Regions from separate parts of the Homo sapiens genome. Here region 1 is linked to region 2. A link is a loop called in an ENCODE intact Hi-C map of the cell type or tissue named here. Cell type or tissue: K562. All regions are shown on one strand. Links, peaks and the distances in the headings refer to the core of each region. The heading gives the core; the rest is flanking DNA. Region 1 holds the start of LOC124900421 (U8 small nucleolar RNA). Region 2 has its middle 14 kb from the start of LINC01348.

The links. Peaks named below come from ENCODE experiments on the same cell type or tissue, not always from the same donor. Only the 100,000 strongest peaks of a DNase experiment are listed, where the experiment ranks them.
Region 1: it touches region 2 in a loop (10-fold over the local background); 73 of 110 quality-filtered maps call a loop at or near these places.

Annotation. Positions count from the first base shown.
Region 1 is chr1:234,593,177-234,603,649 of GRCh38, reverse strand. LOC124900421 (U8 small nucleolar RNA) reads right to left here and starts at 10,375; the gene lies at 10,248-10,375. RefSeq lists silencers at 694-863, 2,749-2,798, 3,199-3,728 and enhancers at 3,272-3,785, 3,786-4,299. In K562, for the core only: a CTCF peak has its summit at 5,524 (motif pointing left); a DNase peak (open chromatin) is centred at 5,529; H3K4me3 peaks cover 80 bases.
Region 2 is chr1:235,078,905-235,089,377 of GRCh38, reverse strand. No RefSeq gene overlaps it. Among named protein-coding and RNA genes, the nearest start is that of LINC01348, 14 kb to the right of the region's middle. RefSeq lists an enhancer at 6,296-6,818. In K562, for the core only: a CTCF peak has its summit at 5,487 (motif pointing right); a DNase peak (open chromatin) is centred at 5,487.

The DNA.
Region 1 (10,473 bases), core at 4,413-6,912, 490 kb after region 2:
TGGCTTGGCAGACTTCTCTATGAAAGGAAGTTGTGAAACTCATAAAGAGTTGGAGGCTAGGATATACATAGAGTTACTATATGTTTTAAATTAAACAGCAACAGTGAATGTGTACTTGAATATATTTACACTAGGGTGGTCTGGTAACTAGGAGGGGCCCATCACTATATATATTTTAATAGTTTTTCATTATTAGTCCATTTAAGGTTTTCAAGAAACCATATTCTTAGCAAGTTACAGATGATAAACAATTTTTCATGTAATAACTAGGTTAAAAGAAATAGGATGAACTATGTTTTTGTAACAAAAATGCTAAATTTTATTTTTAGTGAAATTGAAAATAGTGCAGCTTGTAGAAGTAATTCTCAACATTTCAAAACCTCTTCCCAAAGATATACTTTAATGACTGCATTTCGTTTTCAGTTAAGAAAACAAACCAGACTCTTGATGTGGCAGATGTCTTTGTTTATTCCCCAAAGGGGAGTTGGGGGAGAGTTAAAAGGAAACTATGGAAATCCTTTTTTAATTCCTAGACTTTTAAGTCCCTCTTTACTCAAAAGTTGTTTTGCATATGATTTATAGATGGTTTTATTTGGTTAGTGAAGAGTAAAATGTTTCTCTTCCTGATTCCTAAGTGTATACGTGGAATCATTCAGAAAAATGTTCAGTTGTGTGTAGGCCATGAGAAGTCCTGAGTCACCCTCATTTGCTTGCCTTTTGTTCATAGGGAACAGTATGAGAAGACACGCCTTTCCTCTGTCACAGACCAAGGTCAGATGCACCAATGAATGGAATACATATTTACCCAATTTATCGTGGGGTTCTAGAAATCGGGAGTGGGGGTGGGGACTGTTTTAACTCCTTCAGTGCCACTGGTTAGGCCTCTGACAGCAATGGTACTACAATCAAATAAAAATTACGGGTGTGACTTTCCAGATTACAAACTCTATAGATCCCTTGTTGCTGTTTCTCTTGACAGCCTGCATTTTCCTTAATATGTCTGAACCCCTCACTGTAACTTAAAAAGCACACAAATAGACAATTTATAAATTACTCGCTAAGCGGTTAGAAGATAGAAAATGGGTAGATTTATGGATTATCTGTGGATTCCTCCATTAATCCTCAGATAAATCCATAATTTGTCAGGGATACCCACACTACCCCTAGTTATTACATTAATTTATACCTAATTTAACAGTGAACATTGTTTTAACTCATTAGGTGTGTCATCTGCTCCCTCCCCATGTCAATACAACTTAACTTAAAATGCTTGATTTGAAACAGCTCTCTGATTGTTTGATTTGAAGTGTAACTTGTCTCTTTAAAAGATTATAGAATATGAAGTCTGTATTTGCACTGGTTTTAATCAGAAAATTATGCACATCTGCCTGGCACAACATAAAACAATCCATACAACCCACAGAAAAGGTATTTTAGGACAAAAAGTAACTATACCATAGACAGATCATTATTGAGAATCATTTAGACATTGTATCTTAAAAGCTGTTCTTTTATTTTTAATCCAAAACCCAACTGAGTAAAATTTCCTTATTAAACAACCCTATTAGAATGGTATAAACAGTTTCTTCTGTAAGACAAACATTTATTTGGAAAATATATAGAATGGCACTGTATAACACTAACTCAAAACATGGAATAATAAATCTTCAGTGCAAGTAAAACATCACAAAATCAGCCATGAAAAGCCTCTAGGAGATGATTTCTGCCTAGGTCAGATAAGTCTAGAGACTAGACTACAGGATTCCTAGTTTAAATTGAGAGCTTCAAGGCACCGGTTCTCATCCTTTGAATGGGCTGTCAGAAGTTAGATTGCGTAATCTAAAGAGCCTCCTCCAGCAGCTCTACAGACGCCCTTGATGCTGAGATAAGACATCCTGTATAGGGTAATAATGTCACATTTGAATATTTCTAAATATAGTTTACATTTTGGGGGAAATGAACTACATTACATAATCTGTAGATCACATCACTTACCACTTTTACTTAGCAATTAGTATTTCTATATCATCACCATCAGGTAGCATTCAGATGCCCATCGTGCACAAAAAATGAGTTCGGTTTTGTTGTGGAGGCACTCAGCAACTTTAGCAGATAAATATTTAAGTCATTGCAAATTTATCTGCAATATCTATAGAAAACATCTTTCCTATACTAGTTCAAATAGAGTACTTTGAATTGCGTATGTGGCTATTTATGCCTCCGGGGTGGGGGGGCGGTGGGAATTAAAAACCCGGAAACATTTCGCCAGAGCTCAGGGCCTCAATTTATTTTAATGCATGGAAAGAGTTTATTAAAAGTGAACCTCAAATTACTGAGGTTTTGCCTTCTTTTATTGTATGATTTTTAAAGTATTTGCCATACTAGTAAGAGTTCTGCAGAGAAGTGACATGTGGGAGTAGAGATTGTCTGGGTCAGACTAAATCAGCATTTCTTTGGCACAGGCTTGTCTTGGGCCGTCTGCCTGAGCCGACTGTATGTGTGAGCTGCAAAACAGAAAAAAGCTGTTGAGAGTCTTAGCCCAGGCTAAGAGCCCATTACCCCCATTTTGTTATTTCTGCCTGCAAACAGCAGTTCAATTAGCTTTTCTGGTGATAAAAGATAAAGATTTATTGTACCCCATATACAATTGAAATCAGAATTTCACAGGAGGGTCACAGTCATTAGAGAAGTTTTGGAATACTATTCTCCTAATAAGCACCATATGGGTTGTTGCTGTTATAATTTAACACCTACTAAGCAGGCATCTCATTCTAGGCTTTGAACAGCTGAGAGGCTAGCTCCTACCTTTTGTGCAGCTTAAAGTCAAAGCCACAGGTAGGAAATGTCACTTTGCTTGGTTCAAGACACGTATTGACAAGAGTTAACCACGAGTTTGTTTCCTTCCAGTTTATCTTACAAACCACAGTAAAATTCTGACATAGGAACACAGTCCGAAGTCCAAAGTGCTTTCGCACAATAAGTTCATTATGCCCAGCGTGCAATTCATGCATCAAGGGGGCCGCCGGACCCCATTATCTTTATACAAATCAAGAGGCCAGTTGGAACAAGGAGGCTGGTCAGAATGGTCAAATTGTAGTTTTTCCCTTTCTTTTTTAAAAAATTTATTTTTTCACTTTGTATCGTTGTTCAGAATGGCACTTTTTAAAAGGAAGAAAGCCTCCAGCCCTGCCAAGCTCTGTTTACTCCACGGGAAGGAAAGGGGAGGAGGCTCCCTCACTCTCCAACAGCCTGGAGCCCACAAGGAGCCCTTGCTGCGGTTTCCAAGGCGGCCCCCTGACTTGCGCCGCGCCTCTATTCTAGAACTTTTCCCGGGCTGGAGCAGCGCAGTCTCCGCGCGCCCGGCTCTGCGCACGTGGAGCCGCGCGACCCCGGGCGGGGCGGGGCGGGGCGGGGCGGAACGGAACGGAACGGGACGGGACGGGACGGGGCGGGGCGCGGGCCCGGAAACGGGAAACGGCCCGGTGCGCCCCGCCCCTCCGCTCCGCCGCCCAGTCCTGGCCCCGAGCGCCAGGCCAAGCCAGCGCGCCAGCTGCCGGGCTATAATTAGAGGGACCGCAGCCCGGGCCCGGCCACCTCCTCGCGCCCCCCGCCCGCGTTCCCGGGGAAGAATGTGCGAGTGCGCGCGAGGGCCCGAGTGCGCCGCCGCCGGCGCGCTCTCTGGAGCAGAGACCGCGTGGTGAACCAAATAAAGTAAAAGGTCTGGCTCCTGCTGGGCGAGGCCGAGCGAGGAACGTGCGCGCCAGAGCAGGGGTGTGGCGAGCCCTCGGTGGCCCAGAAAAGATCAAACGCGCGTCAGCAGCAGCCGTGGCTGCCGCCTGCAAGGGTCCCTGACGCGGGCCGGGCTGTACAGGGTGGATTTTCTAAGTTGGAGATGGCGCATGACAAGAGCTGCCCCAAATCAAATGTCACTCCCTTTTTGGAAATCATGATGCTGCTTTTTTTTTTTTTTTTTGGCTGCAGCTATAATAAGCCAAATGTTCCGTGCTGGTGAAGTAAACACGCGTGTTTAAGAAGCATCTGTGTTAGCACTAATGGATGGTGCATGCTAATAAAAATGTATTTATTAAGCAAACCTCAGGACATGCCCCTATGGGAACTGCCCAGAGTACTGTTAACAACTGACTGCCTGAAAATGAGTTTACTTTCTATCAAGAAACTTTTATTTAAATTTGAAGAAAAAAGTTTTTCTTTGATCATAGCATTGTTGTGCACCTGAGGTTCTACCCAATTAGTTAACTGCTAATTTTTATTAATTATTCCCTTTAATACTCTGCAGTATTTTCTCAAAAAATGAACAGCATGACCCCTGTCACTTTAAAAAACTGACATTAAACTATTTCTCCATCACCAGCCTTGGAGTTGGGGGGGCAGGGTGCTGGCTACCAGAAGTAGCAACTAGATTGTGGAATAAGTATTGTGTAATAGTTTTAGTGATTGTTTAAAAGTGAATGAACCGGTGAATGGATAGGAGGCTAGAAAAAAAAAAAAAAGCCTTGCTTCAGGCTTGTGAATTCCTAGACACAACCCTACCCAAAGACTTCCTTCACCAACATATTTTTCTTTCTAGATAATAGGCACAAAAACCATTTAGAAGTTTGAGATGGAAATCATGCAATGCACTCTGCTCTTTATATATGTTACTGAGGAATCTGGAAGCTTTTCCGGGTTGAAATGCAATTCCTAGGAAATTATTCTTGCTCTTTTCCTGTGGCTGTTTTTAACACAGCAGCAATGCAATTTCAGTGGCTCTGCTCCTTCACAAAGACCTTTGAGAGGGAACTATGCTGAGAGATGCAAATTCAAGGTTTTCTGAAAACACCTCAGAATTGTCCAGTTCTGCCCCCAGATAAAACCACTAGAATAAAGGTCAGGAAATCTCCAGATGTTCTTGGGACTTGCGCAGTCATCTCAGGTAATTCAATTAGCTTTTGTGTCTGTTTTGCAATTATTAAAAAAAAATATAGGCCAGGCACAGTGGCTCACGCCTGTAATCCCAGGACTTTGGGAGGCCGAGGCGGGTGGATCACCTGAGGTCAGGAGTTTGAGATCAGCCTGGCCAACATGGTGAAACCCTGTCTCTACTATATATACAAAAATTAGCTGGGCGCCGTGGTGCATGCCTGTAATCCCAGCTACTTGGGAGGCTGAGGCAGGAGAATCACTTGAACCTGGGAAGCGAAGGTTGCAATGAGCCGAGATCGCCACACTGCACTCCATCCTGGGCGACAAAGTGAGACTCTGTCTTAAAAAAAAAAAAAAAAAAAAAAAATATATATATATATATATATATATGATGTACTTGCCTCAGAGGGGGCTAAAATATCAAATTAGGTAATTTCTATGACAGATTTCTGGTTTTTCATTTATCAACCAGACATGAGAAGGTGCTGTCATACAGGGCATCATTAGGTGATTGGGCACAGTGAGTGCCTACCACCCAAAATAGAGACTTTCAGTTATTATATTAAACAGAATAATAGCAAATCGCTTTGAAACACTGGAGAGAAGGGGCTCCCCCTGCTGTCATCACAGAAAATGCATTGTCTCAGGCCAGTGTCTTGTAGCTAGAGTACTCACTGGGTTTCAATCACAGTACCAGAAGATTCTCGAAGTTATCATCACCTTGGAGGATGTATAGTTTCATTGGAACTAAAAATATCACAAAAAAAGAATATGCATATTTTTCTTGAAACACCCTATGCTCAGATTCATTTACTCAAGGCTCAGCCTGCCTATGAACCACCAAAATGGTCTACCTCACTCCATTTATGACTTTAAAAGCAAGGATGGTATATGTGTGGCTGGTAGCAGCTGGAGGTGAGTGGGTTGAAAATATGTTTGAACATATTTCATTTTTGTTAAGGTTTGTTTAAATAAGGAATCAATAAAAATGATGTATAATGGGAAATAAGAGCATCTTCATTGGATTTTGGCCTTGGTAAAAACGTTGTGTTTGTAAAAAAATCATTTAATTTTCTTGTAAATCATATTTCTTTACACAGGAGCCACTGGATTCATGAATAAGTCTTCAGAGGTCATGAAGAGTTGGGTTTGTCAGCCTCAAAATTTGTAGCACTGGAAAGAAATGATTCAAGGTCTCAGTAACAAATACTGGCTGAGCTGAGTCTCAAGGAATGACCAGACCAAGCCAGAGATCCTTCATCTAGGCCATGTTTGCTGAGGGGTTGAGGACATGGATGGAATTAGGTTGAAACTCTTCGTGAACAAGATGAATTGTAAGCAGTTAAGAAGGAAAAGATGCTGGATGTGGTGGTTCACACCTGTAACCTTAGCACTTTGGGAGGCCGAGGTGGGAGGATCACTTGAGACCAGCCTGGGCAACATAGTGAGACACCATGTCTACAAACACTTTAAAATAAATAACAATATTTATTGTTAAATAAACAAATATGAAAGGAAAAGAGATGGCATGTGCAAGAGTTGAGAGATTGGAGAGGAAAAATTACATGAAGGAACCAACATCTGGCCATAGCCATTCATTCATTCACTTATTTGTTCATTGGTTCACTTGCTCTTTCACTCCCCACATATATCTCATGATAAATAACATGGCCTCTGGGGTCAGACGGCTTACTCTTAACTTCCAGCTCCACCTCTTTCTAACCTTAAATATAAAGGTATTAAGAAACAGTATCTTCAGTTTGCTTCCAGAGACCACTTTCTTCATTCTGCAACCTCACTGGCTGTTCTTTCACTGATTCCTCATCGTCTCACTTGTTGGAGTGCCCCTAAGCTTAGTCCTCAGATGGTTTTTTTTTTTCCTCTCTCTCTGTCTACACTTACTCCCTGCAATCTCATCCAGAAATATGGTTTTAAAATAACATTATATGCTTACTCTCAGATTTATTTCTCTAGCCTAGACCTCCGTCCTTGAGTGCCAGCCTGGTATATCCAGCTACCTACTCAGTTGTTCGCTTGAATATCTAATTGACGTCTCACATTTATATGTCTGAAGTTGAACTTCTGATCTCCCTCCCACCCTCGCCCAACACCACCGCACCACAGTCCCCTTTCAGTCTTTCCCATTTTACAAAATGGCAGTTCCATCTTCTAGTTGTTTGAGCCATAGACCTTAGAGTGGTCTTTCACTTGGATTTTTTCTCAGCCATTCTCCATCCAGTCTATCAGCAAATCCTCTTGGTTCTACCTTCAAAATATATTCAGAATCTGACCACATCTCACTACCTACTAGACACCGCCATCATTTCTTGTCTAGGGTGTTGCAGAGTCTTCCAGACTGTTCCTCCCGTTTCTGCCCTTGTCCTCTGCAACTTATTCTCAGTTCATCGGCCAGAATAAACCCTAAAAATATTCATCTGATCTTGTTTCTCCTTTGCTCAAATCCTTTTCTTGCCTTTCTATCTCCTTCAGAGTCAAATCCAAAGTCTTTACAATGGCCATCAAGGCAATGCTATTTCCCAGACATGGCTCCTATCCTTGTTCATGCTAGCCACGCCAGCTTCCTGGCATTCCTTGACCTTGCTAAGCATGCTCCCACCTCATGGCTCTTCTCTGCTTGGAATGCTCTTCCCTCAGATGTATGCATAGCTCATTCCCTCATTTCCTTCAGGTCTCTATGCCAAGGTCCCCTGATGAGTGATCTTCCCTGATCAGTCCCCTGATCTTCCCTGACCACCCTCTATTAGCATCCTCTTGCTCCTATAACAACGTCCCACAAACAGTGAATTAAAAGTACACCAAATGATTATCTTACAGTTCTGGATGCCATGATCTAAAATTAAGATGTCGGCAGGGCTGGTTTCCTCGGGAGGCTTCAGGGGAGATGCCACTTCCTTGCCTTTTCAGCTTCTAGAGGCCACCTGCATTCCTGGGCTTGTGGTCCCTTCCTTGAATCACTCCAGTTCCTGCTTCCATCATCACTGCTCTTCCTGCCTCCTTACGAGGATCCTTGTAATTATATGGGGCCCAGCTAAGCAGTTCTAGGATGATCTCATTTCAAAATGGTTGATTTAATCACATCTGCAAAATCCCTTTTACCATGTGACTTCATATATTCACAGGTTCAGAAGATTAGGACAGAGACATCTTGGGGGGCCACTATTCAGCTATCATAATATATTTGATACACTATATAAAATTATCCATGCTAAGCTACTCCACATTCTATAGTCTCTGTTCCTCTTTTATTTTTCTTCCTAGTACTTTGTCTCATCAGATGTTATATATTATTTACTAATTTGTAAGTTTTTGTCTCCCCAGACCCTAGGCCCTGCATTCGGTAGAGCAGGGATCCCCAACCCCCAGCCTGCAGCCCCATATGGGTCCATGGCCTGTTAGGAACCAGGCCATACAGCAGGAGGTGAGCGGCAGGTGAGCGGCGGGTGAGCGGCAGGTGAGCGAGCATTACCTCCTGAGCTCCATCTCCTGTCAGATCAGCCACGGCATTAGATTCTTATAGAAGCATGAACCCTATTGTGAACTGCACGTTCAAAAGATCTGGGTTGTGCACTGCTTATGAGAGTCTAATGCCTGATGATCCGAGGTGGAACAGTTTCATCCCCAAACCATTAACCCCTTTCCTGTCAGGTCCATGGAGAAACTGTCTTCCATGAAACCAGTCCCTGGTGCCAAAAAGGTTGGGGACTGCTGCCATAAACTCTATGAGGAAGGGCAAAGTGACCCCAAATGATATGGTGTGGCTCTGTGTCCCCACCTAAATCTCATGTTGAATTGTAATTCCCAGTGTGGGAGGTGGGGCCTGGTGGGAGGTGACTGGATCATGGGGGATGGTTTCTGATGGTTTAGTGCCATCCCCCTTGCTGTTCTCGTGATAGAGTTCTCACGAGATCTGGTTGTTTGAAAGTGTGTAGCACCTCCCCCTTGTCTCTCTCTTCCTTTTGTTCCCGCCACGTAAGATATGCCTGCTTCCTCTTTGCCTTCTGCTGTGATTCTAAGTTTCCTGAGGCCTCTCCAGCCATGCTGCCTGTACAGCCTACAGAACTGTGAGCCAATTAAACCTCTTTTCTTTATAAATTATCCCATCTCAGGTGGTTCTTTGTAGCAATGAGAGAACGGACTAGTACACCCACTGTCATGATCATGTGTGCTGTAAATATTTGTTAAAGGAATAAATTTAGTTTCTAATCTCAACAAGGGAAATATGGTGAGAAGTAATGGAAAATAAGAAAAGAGCCATAACAATGTATTTATAAGATACAATGGAAACCCAATCAGTCTACCTCGGGAGAGAATGCTGAGGCTAGCAGCCATGAGGTGGGGCTGGCCAGGCAGGATAGAGAAAGAGCAGAGCTCAGCGGATCTAAAATTAAGGGGGCTTTGGGATGTTGAGCAAACACAGGGACCCCACAAATGCTGTTCAGCCAGGACAGAGGGTCCGCACAGACAGACCTGGATAAAAAAAAACAGAAAGAAGCAGTCAGAGGGCGTATGGTAACCACATCAAAGTCCCAATCAGAAGGGTGATGTGTCTTGAGATGCTTTTACAGGTGCAGAGTTTAGGGGGATTTAAGGTAAAGCAGGAGAAAGTAGGCAAGAAGCAGTTCTCCTTGTGGCAGGGACTGCTTTGCTCAGGCTCAGCCTGCAACAGTGGTGGGACTTGATTCTGATTGCTGGGTCACAGGTGGGTGCTGCTGCCATCTGATCAGTCACTGTGGTCTTCCACCTTCTGGCATGGGAAGAGACAGAGGGCGGTGCGGGTAGGGCAAGACTCACTTAACAGCTTCTTGGGTAGTCTTAGGAGCATGTTAGCAGCAGTTCTTTGTGTTTTGAAAGATTCTGCTAAGTGGACATAGAACAGTGTCATGGCTAAAGGCCTGACTGCTTTCAAATCCCAGCTCCACCATAGCTTAGCTGTGTGTCCTTGGAAATACATTTTGTTCTTTTATTTATCTTTTTTTTTTTTTTTTTTGAGAAAAAGTGTCTCACTCTGTCGCCCAGGCTGGAGTTCAGTGGCACAATCTCGGCTCACTGCAAGCTCCGCCTCCCGGGTTCATGCCATTCTCCTGCCTCAGCCTCCCCAGTAGCTGGGACTACAGGCGCCTGCCACCACGCTCGGCTAATTTTTTGTATTTTTTGTAGAGATGGGGTTTCACCATGTTAGCCAGGATGGTCTCGATCTCCTGACCTCATGATCCGCCCGCCTCAGCCTCCCAAAGTGCTGGGATTACAAGCGTGAGCCACGGCGCCCGGCCTACGTTTTGTTCTTTAAGAGATTGTCAGGAAGAATCAGATAGGAGCAATCAGGGTGTGTGAGACCTGATTATGAAGCAGACATTAATCATATCATGTGACTCCAATCATTATGTCCTAATACTGTCCTCCAAACATAGGTAAGGATTATCCCACCTGACAATGGATAAGTTCTTTGATGTCTCTAAACCTCAGTCTCCTCATCTGTAGAATGGGAATAATAATAGTACCTGTTTCTTAAATTCATTGTGAGGGTTAAAT
Region 2 (10,473 bases), core at 4,054-6,553:
AAACCAGAGTGAAAGACAGCGCTTGCCAGGAAAGGACAGATCTCACGCTGACAATTTCACTGCGGAGGGATGGAAACGTGGCCGAAGCCCAGCAGCTGTTAGTGAGCCAGCATTTCATTCATTCATTATTTATTTTTAGAGACAGGGTCTCACTGTGTTGCCCAGGATGGGGTTCAGTGGTGCCATCACAGCTCCACTGCAGCCTCAGACTCCCAGGCTCAAGTGATCCTCGTGCCTCAGCCTCCCGAGTAGCTAGGACTACAGGCATGCGCCACCACACCCAGCTGATTTTTTTTGTTTGTTTGTAGAGATGGGATCTCACTATGGTGACCAGGCTGGTCTTGAACTCCTGGCCTCAGGCAATCCTCCTGTCTTGGCCTCCCAAAGTGCTAGGATTACAGGCATGAGCCACCTCACTCAGCTGAGCTAGCATTTCTGAATCTTGGGTCTATGATGGAAGCGGAAGGCGGCACTCCAGACCCCAGCAGGTCCCAGTGGCCTGCAAGAGCGCTGCATACCTGCAAAAATAGCACCTGTGGCCAAAGCTAATTGGATATGAATCTTAATGAAAACAGCACTTCAGCCAGCATAAGAACTATGCCACTGCGCCTCAAACTTTAACGTGTGCGTAAATTTCCTGTGGAGTCTTGCTAAAATGAAGATTCTGAATCCTTAGGTCTAGACTGGACCCAGGATTCTGCCTTTTCACAGCCTCCCAGGCGAGGCTGGCGTTGCAGCTCCTTGCTCCATGCTCTGAGTTGCAAGGTCTACTCTACACGATGCCAAAAGCAATCTTGTGGTTCAGTCATGTGAGTGAAGAAAAAAGATTAGGTAAAATGATTATTTTGTATCATGCAGACAAAAAAATCATTTTTCAGCTAGATTCTCTGCTATTTCATACACATGGCCAGAGCTGACAGAGATTGCCAGTGGACTACTGGAGATTAAAGGTGGTAATGAGTGAGGACCCTCTTGACCGCTTGTGTCTGTAAGGATGGTGAGTGCTGAACAGCCTCCAGCCTCCAGCTCCAAGCCCAGCACTAGCTTGACCAAAAGTGACCAGGGGTTTAACAGCCGGCTTCCTGAACTCTACTGGTCTACCAGCCACCTGCACCCCTCTCCCACTCCCCCTAACAAACTCAAAACCCAATAAAACAAAAACCAAACGGATGTGTATTGGGAATCAAATGTGGCAGGAAGGGCCCTGGCAGAGGCAGTACTCCGAGGTGAGGAAGCCATGATTGGGTCAGCCTTAAACATTCCTACCATTCTGCCAGTGTCCAGGCTGCTGATGAAATCCTGGGCAGGTGCAATGATGCACAGGTGTCCTGGGGTGAGGTTGCATGTGTGTTAGGTTGGGTTGAAGACTGAGGAACAGAAGGGGCGGGTCAAATGGTTGTGTGAGAGCGTTGGCAGGCTGTGTTGACTGAGACCCGCAGTGAGAGGTAAGTTTTTGTGGTTTACAAATTTTAATTTCAATTTTTTTTGAGATAGGGTCTCTCTTAGTCACCTAGGCTGGAGTGCAATGGGGCAATCACCGCTCACTGCAGCCTTAATCTCCCAGGCTCAAGTGATCCTCCCACCTCAGCCTCCCAAGTAGCTGGGATTATAGGTGCGCAATATCATGCCTGGCTAATTAAAAAATTTCTTTTTGTAGAGACGAGGTCTCATTATGTTGCCCAGGCTGGTCTCAAATCCCTAGGCTCAAGCGATTCTCCTGCCTCAGCCTCCCAAAGTGTTGGGATTCTAGGTGTGAGCCACCACGCCTGGCCGAGGGGGTGTTTGACATCTTCACTCAGCACACACATTTACAGGGTTGATATCCATTTGTACAAAACAATACTTAGTTTTACTGCATGTGACATATTCTAATTAAAAAAAAAAAATTCTAGGCCAGGCCTGATGGCTCACACCTGTAATCCCAGCACTTTGGGAGGCCGAGGCGGGTGGATCACCTGAGGTCAGGAGTTCGAGACCAGCCTGGCCACATGGTGAAACCCTGTCTCTACAAAAATACAAAAATTAGCTGGGCGTGGTTGTAGGCACCTGTGATCCCAGCTACTCGGGAGACTGAGGCAGGAGAATCGCTTGAACCCAGGAGGCGGAGGTTGCATTGAACCAAGATCGCACCACTCCAGCCTGGGTGACAGAGCAAGACTCTGTCTCAAAAAAGAAAAAAAAAAATCTAAAATGCTGGTTCTGATCTATTAAATTGATTTCAGGTCCCACGACTGGGCTGTGACCCAAAGTGTGACAAATGCAAATTTTGGAGGCCTTTTCTCATATTGGTAATATATGAGTCTTTGATCTCTTACTGTGGGAACTCAGGTGACCTCAAATCTAAGAAACCTAATTTACGAAATATACACTTAAAATTATGATTTCTTCAAATTCTACCCTGGAAACGCTTAGTGAAGGGATTTTTGCCATCTATTTCTTTGGTAAATCTCAGAGCATCTAAAAAAAAGATTAAGTGGACAAATGAGTAAATTAGCCTATCTACAAATATGTAAGTCCTTGGATGGAAGTTTTTAGGACAAATAAATTTAAAGAAAAGCATTAGATGTTATTGGTAGGTATAGTCCAAGTAGATATGAATAAGAAAATAGTTTTGAAATTAAAATTTATAGTATTATTGGTAGGTGTAGTCCATGATATTTCTGAAATTTAATTTTATAGCAACAGGAAAACATGAATGATTTACAAACAACTTTTGAATATATCAACAATGGAAGTGATAAAAACATTAATATTTACTGAGTCATTATATGATATGCTGTATTGAACATTTTATTTATTTATTTATTTATTTATTTATTTATTTATTTGGGATAGAGTCTTGCTCTGTTGCCCAGGCTGGAGTGTAGTGGCGCGATCTCGGCTCACTGCAAGCTCCACCTCCCGGGTTCACGCCATTCTCCTGCCTCAGCCTCCCCAGTAGCTGGGACTACAGGCGCCTGCCACCATGCCCGGTTAATTTTTTGTATTTTTAGTAGAGACGGGGTTTCACCGTGTTAGCCAGGATGGTCTCAATCTCCTGACCTCATGATCCGCCTGCCTCGGCCTCCCAAGATGCTGGGATTACAGGTGTAAGCCACCACGCCTGACTGAACATTTTGCTTTTAATTTAAGTTTTTTTTTTTTTTTTTTTGAGACAGGGTCTTACTGTCACCCATTCTAAAGTGCAGTGACCTGATCAAGGCTAACTGCAACCTCAACCTCCCGGGCTCCAGCAATCCTCCCACCTCAGCCTCCCATGTAGCTGGGATTACAGGCGCAGGCCACCATGCCCGGCTAATTTTTGTATTTTTTGGTAGAGACAGGGTTTCACTATGTTGCTCAGGCTGGTCTCGAACTCCTGACCTCAGGTCAACTCTGTGGGCATGGGGGACAGTTCTGAGAGCCATGGGCAGGGCAGATCCCTCCAAAAGTGCCCACAAGACTGCAGAACACTTTGTTCAAATAAAATCTTAACCTAAACGCGAAACATGAAAGAAGAATGAATGAATTGTTCTGGTAAACTGAGATGGGGGCCAAAGTCCATCCAGTTAGCTCCTCCCCTCCCCTGGGGTCTGAGGAGCTGTGGTTTTGAAAACCATGGATCTGGTTGAGCGTGGTGGCTCGTGCCTGCAATCCCAGTGCTTTGGGAGGCTGAGGTGGGTAGATCACCTGAGGTCAGGAGCTCGAGATCAGCCTGGCCAACATGGTGAAACCCCGAATCTACTAAAAATACAAAAAATTAGCCAGGTGTGATGGCAGGTGCCTGTAATCCCAGCTACTCTGGAGGCTGAGGCAGGAGAACCGCTTGAACCTAGGAGGCAGAGGTTGCAGTGAGCCAAGACCACGTCACTGCCCTCCAGCCTTGGTGACAGAGTGAGACTCCATCTCAAAAAAATACAAAAAACAAAAAACAAAAAAAGAAAACCATGGATCTGGCCAGATGCAGTGGCTCACGCCTGTAACCTCAGCACTCTGGGAGGCCAAGGAGGGTGGATCTGAGGTCAGGATTTCAGGACCAGCCTGGCCAATATGGTGAAACCTGTCTCTACTAAAAATACAAAAATTAGCCGGGAATGGCGGCGTGTGCCTGTAGTCCCAGCTACTCGGGAGGCTGAGGCAGGAGAATCACTTGAACCCAGGAGGCAGAAGTTGCAGTGAGAGAGATTACGCCACTGCACTCCAGCCTGGAAGACAGTGAGACTCTGTCTCAAAAAAAAAGAAAACTATGGATCTCGTTCTAAGCCTCTGTTTTTACACCTGATAAACATGAGGCTGAGAGAGTGAGGCTACCTCCTCAGAGGTGCACAGTGACTTAATGTCAGCGCTTGGACCCACCCTAGGGTCCTGGGCTCCTTGTAGAATGTTCTCCCTCCTCCTTGTCCACCTCCTCCTCATTTGCGGTTATCCAGACACACAACTGCTGAGAAAGTCTTTTGTTTCCTTCTTTATTTATTTTGAGGCAGAGTCTCGCTCTGTCACCCAGGCTGGAGTGCAGTGGCGTGATCTCAGCTCACTGCAGCCTCCACCTCCCAAGTTCAAGCCATTCTCCTGCCTCAGTCTCCCCAGTCGCTGGGATTACAGGTGTGCACCACCACCCTGGCTAATTTTTATATTTATTTATTTATTTATTTGAGATGGAGTCTTGCTCTGTCGCCCAGGCTGGAGTGCAGTGGCGTGATCTCAGCTCACTGCAACCTCTGCCTCCTGGGTTCAAGTGATTCTCCTGCCTCAGCCTCCCGAATAGCTGGGACTACAGGTATGCGCCACCAAGCCCAGCTAATTTTTGTATTTTTAGTAGAGACAGGGTTTTACCATATTGGCCAGGCTGGTCTCGAATTCCTGACTGTATGATCCACCCACCTCGGCCTCTCAAAGTGCTGGGATTACAGGCGTGAGCCAGCGTGCCCAGCCTTGTATTTCTTAGGTGAATAGATTTTGATTTGCAGAATTCAAAAAGGAATGCGAGTGAAGTAGGTGAAACAATAAATTTAGCTTGGAGGATCCTATGAGCCTTCCCCCTGGTGTGCTGGTCACAGCTGGTTTTGCCCAGCGCCCTTTTGTCCTCTTTGTCCTCTGCTCTCCTTTGAACATCAATCAACAAGGGCCTGATGGCATTGACAGGCTTGCCCTGGTGACTGACCACGTCTCAGGTTGAAAATGTGCTTTGGCGCCTTTTACAGGACGATGGCATTTGTCCCAGTGTGTTCCAGTGAAGCGCCTCGCAGGACCTTGATAAACTTGACTGTCCGTATCCATCAAGGTGCTTGTGCATTATTCCTACAACTGGGGAGATACCTTACCCACCTCCTTGCAGATCGTTCTAGGGAAAGGTGTTTGGCCATCTGTCTGGGAGGCTGAAGACTGGCCCTTGCCACAGGCAGGGTGCTGAGAGCTGCCCCTCTGCCCAGCCTCGTGCTCCTCTGCTGAGGGGTCAGCTCAGGTTGTCTGGAGGCACTGCCCTGCGCCTGCTCCTCGAGCCGCTTGATGGCACTGTTAGAACTGGAGAAGGGAGGCAGCTTCTCCTGAAACAGTTTCCTCTGTTCTGATCGGCTCCAAACTGTCATTTCCACCCACCTCCTTCCTAACTGAACAGAACAAAATCACTTCACAGCCTGTTGCTGCTGCTCTGCTCCCCCAGCCCCGCCCCGCCATCTGGGCAAAGATTTAGTAGCCCCTGTGCCCTCTTTCCCGCACTCATGCACCCAGGCTTCCATCCTGTCTCTCTAGAGCTTTATCATCCTGTGTGTTTTGGGGGCCTCTGCGGTGCCAGGGGCTTTGCAGGCAGAGAGAAGGCCAGGAAAACCTTATAAGAACCCGGGAATCTAAAAGAGAAAGCAGAAGTGCCTGACATCCTTCTGGCCACATGACTTGTTTTCTAGAAGAAAGAAGAAAATAGCAGTGGGAGAAGGTGCTTGGGAGGAATGGAAGGAATGTGCAGAGAGGGCAGGAAATGGGGTCTCTCGGGCGGAATCTTGGCATTAGGTTGCAAGGCTTAATGTGTTCTGTTCTTGGCTTCCCAGCTGCCACTGTGTCTAAATCCCTCTCGCAGGGTCAAGGGTGGGTGGAGGCGTGGTCTGAAGGGACGCTTGCCTTCTTCTACTTGCTTTAGCCTCTTCTGGTTCTCAGTTCTGTCTCTCTCTCTCTCTGTAGCTCTGTCACCCAGGCTGGAGTGCAGCAGTGCCATCATAACTCATTGCAACCTTAAACTCCTGGGCTTAAGCAGTCCTCCTGCCAGGAGTTTACTACTGGTACATGCCATTACACCCGGCTAATATTTAGTTTTTTCGGAGGGATGGGGTCTCACTAGATTGCCCAGGCTGGTAACTTCTGGGTTGAAGCCAGATCCTCTCACCTCAATCTCCCAAAGTGCTGGGATTACAGGCATGAGCCACCACACCTGGCCTCTCTTTCTTTTTTTTTTGCAGTGGGGGGTGGGGGTGGCTGGTGGGGAGGAGGACAGAGTCTCACTCTGTAACCCAGGCTGGAGTGCAGTGGCACGATCTCGGCTCACTGCAACCTCCGCCTCCCGAGTTCAAGCCATTCTCCTGCCTCAGCCTCCTGAGTAGCTGGGATTACGGACACGTATCACCATGCCCAGCTAATTTTTTTATTTTTAGTAGAGAAGGGGTTTCACCATGTTGGCCAGGCTGGTCTCGAATTCCTGACCTCAGGTGATCCACCTGCCTTGGCCTCCCAAGGTGCTGGGATTACAGGCATGAGCCACTGCGCTTGGCCCTCTCTTTTTTATTTATTTATTTATTTTTGAAACGGAGTCTCACTCTGTTGCCCAGGCTGGAGTGCAGTGGCATGATCTCAGCTCACTGGAACCTCCGCCTTCCGGGTTCAAGTGATTCTCCTGCCTCAGCCTCCTTGTTGTATTTTTAGTAGAGAAGGAGTTCCACCATGTTGTCCAGGCTGGTCTCAAATTCCTGACCTCAGGTGATCCACCTGCCTCGGCCTCCCAAAGTGCTGGGATTTTGGGCGTGAGCCACTGCGCCTGGCCCTCTCTTTTTTTATTTTTATTTTTAAATGGAGTCTTGCTCTGTTGCCCAGGCTGGAGTGCAGTGGCGTGATCTTGGCTCACTGGAACCTCTGCCTCCTGGGTTCAAGTGATTCCCCTGCCTCAGCCTCCTGAGTAGCTGGGACTACAGGCATGCATCATCACGCCCAGCTAATTGTTGTATTTTTAGTAGAGAAGGGGTTTGGTCTTGAATTCCTGATCTCAGGTGATCCACCTGCCTCAGTCTCCCAAAGTGCTGGGATTACAGGCATGAGTTTTTTTTTTTTTTTTTTTTTTGACACAGAGTCTGTCTCTGTCACCCAGGCTGGAGTGCAGTGGTGCTATCTCGGCTCACTGCAACCTCCACCTCCTGGGTTCAAGCAATTCACCTGCCTCAGCCTCCCGAGTAGCTGGGATTACAGGCGTGCGCCACCATGCCCAGCTAATTTTTGTATTTTAGTAGAGATGGGGTTTTACCATGTTGGCCAGGCTGGTCTCCAACTCCTGACCTCAAGCAGTCCATCCACCTTGGCCTCCCAAAGTGCTGGGATTACAGGCATGAGCTACTGCGCCCAGCCCCTTTTTTTTTTTTTTCAAAATTTATTGTGTATACTTAAGGTATACAATGTGATGTTATGAGGTACATGTACATATAGTAAAACAGTTACCAGAGTGGAGCAAATGAACATAGCCGTCATCTCTCATAGGTACGTATTTTTCCCCTGTGGTAAGAGCAGCTACAATCAACTATAATCTACTCATTTAGCAAAGATGTTGGATACAGTACACTGTTAACTAAGTGTGTCTTCATATTGTACATCAGATCTTTCCACTTGTTCATCCTGCATAGTTGCTGCTTTGTGTCCTTCCGCATTCACCTCCCCATTTCCTCTGCCTCACCCCCAATACTGGTAACAACTGTCTTATTCTCCATCTCTGTGTATTTGGCTTTTTTTAAAAAAAAGATTCCACCTGTAAGCAAGGCTGTGCAGTATTTGTCTTTCTGTGTCTGGCTTATTTCACTCAGCATAATACCCTTCCTATCCTCCCTCCATGTTCATTCTTGTTGTGGATCTCCTTTTTTTTTTTTTTTGAGACAGAGACTTGCTCTGTCACCCAGGCTGGAGTGCAATGGCACAATCTTGGGTCACTGCAACCTCTGCCTCCTGGGTTCAAGAGATTCTTGTACCTCAGCCTCCCGAGTAGCTGGGATTATAGGCATGCGCCACCACGCCTGGCTATTTTTTGTATTTTTAGTAGAAATGGGGTTTCACCATGTTGCCCAGGATGGTCTTGAACTCCTGGCCTCAAGCGATCTGCCTGCCTAGACCTCCCAAACTGCTGGGATTGCAGGTGTGAGCCACCACACCCACTCTTCCTTGCTTTCCTTGCCTGCTTGCCTGCCTTCCTCTTCCTTCCTTCCTTCTTTCCTTCCCTTTCTTTCTTTCTTTCTTCTTTCCTTCCTTCCTTCCCTCCCTCCCTCCTTTTTCTTTCTTTTCTTTCTTTCTCTCTCTCTCTCTCTCTCTCCCTCTCCCTCTCCCTCTCTCTCTCTCTCTCTCTCTCTCTCTCTTTCTTTCTTTTTTTCGCTCTTGTTGCCCAGGCTAGAGTACAATGGTGCCATCTCGGCTCACTGCAACTTCCGCCTCCCGGGTTCAAGCGATTCTCCTGCCTCAGCCTTCCTGAGTAGCTGGAATTACAGGCATGCACCACCATGTCTGGCTAATTTTGTATTTTTAGTAGAGACAGGGTTTCTCCATATTGGTCAGGCTGGTCTCGAACTCCCAACCTCAGGTGATCCGCCCACCTCGGCCTCCCAAAGTGCTGGGATTACAGGCATAAGCCACCGCACCCAGCCTCTTTCTTTCTTTCTTTTCTTTCTTTCTTTTTCTTTCTTTCTTTCTTTCTTCTTTCTTTCTCTTTTTCTCTCTCTTTCTTTTCCTGCCTGCCTGCCTCCCTTCCCTTCTCTTTCCTTCCTTTCTCTCTTTCTTCATTCTTTCTTTCCCCATTCCTGTTGAGTGCACACATTTTCTTTACTCATTTGTCCATAATGGACATCTAGGTTGCTTCCCTATCTTGCCTGTTGTGAACACGGGAGTGCAGCTACCTCTCCTAGGTGGTGATTTTCTCTCTTTTGGGTATATAACCAAAAGGAAGATTGCTGGATCATGTGGTAGTTCTATTTTTAATTTATTTAGGTGGTTCCCAGTTCTTGCTGCCACTTCCTTTTCCTTGGAGAGATGAGTAGGAGACAGGCTGAGGATACCCATGAGCTGTTTAAGAAGAGAGCCCCGCTGCCCACAGCTTGCATCCTAAATCTCAGGCCCCACAGCTCTATGCCCTACTTACCTCCCCTGGCTCCCCTTCCTCCAGAGGAAGGAGAAAATGGGAGGGCTTTGCTATGAGAAAAGCATTTTCCCCAAACAATTACCAGGAAATACTGTCTCGATTGCTATTCCTGACATGTGCTGCCCTCTTGGCAGAGTTACTGGAAGGCTTATTACACCTTGCAAATGCTGATGGGGCACAGTTCCCAGAGTTGGAAAGGCTCACCCAGCGCAGGCCGCCAAGGCCTCTTGGTTTCCTCCCACAGGTGCCAGGTGTGTGCTCCACACCCCTCTGTTGGCCAACCTTGACCTTGAGCAGAGGCCCCGGCCAGCTCTCCCAGCCTGCTTGCAGGTGGGAGGCCATTCTCTGCTGACTCAGGCCCAGACTGGGGCAGGTGCATGCCTTCAACCCCGTGAGTAATACCGGCTTCTCATCTTCAAAGGGCCTTCCCAAGATTAACCAATTAGTCACCCCCAGGAGAGCTACAAAGCAGGTTATTATTGTCTTTATTAAGCCCATGGTGGAGGAGGGAAGTAAGTGGAGTCCCTATCCCAGGTCAGTGAGAAAACTGGCAGATGAGTGTGTGGATTTGGGCACAGGAGATGACAGCCACTCGGATTTCTCAGGGTGTTGGGGTGGGGGACGAACCAAAGGCAGGTAAAGTAGAGGCTGGAGCTTCTCACTGGTCGGGGTGGGAGAGACCACAGGGAGTATGTGGGGAAGGACTGAGAGGCTTAGGCTGATGGAAAAGGGCATCTTACTGAAACCAGAGCCAGTGGATGAAGAGACAGTTTGGCCTCAACTGACCCACAGAGGCCTCTGCCCTATGTTCTAAAGGATTCAGAAAACCGCTGATTGTGCTTGAGTCACTCTGCCTCTCTGAGACACCCAGATATTTGTGAAATGAGCCTTGGAACACTTTCCTTTTTGTATCTGTTTGAGGACTTTGATGGACTAAAAATGATCACAACACACGTCATTCAAGCACGTTTCAAATAAAAAGTGTACTATGAAAGCTTAGAAGGGAAGAGGTGGACATTGTTCTGGTTCACTCTGAGCCACAGGTGTGTCTCCTTCAGGTGCACGATGCAGAAAGTTAGAGGGTTTTAAAAGGTAAATCCAAGTCCTGGTGACAGAGTGAGAACCGA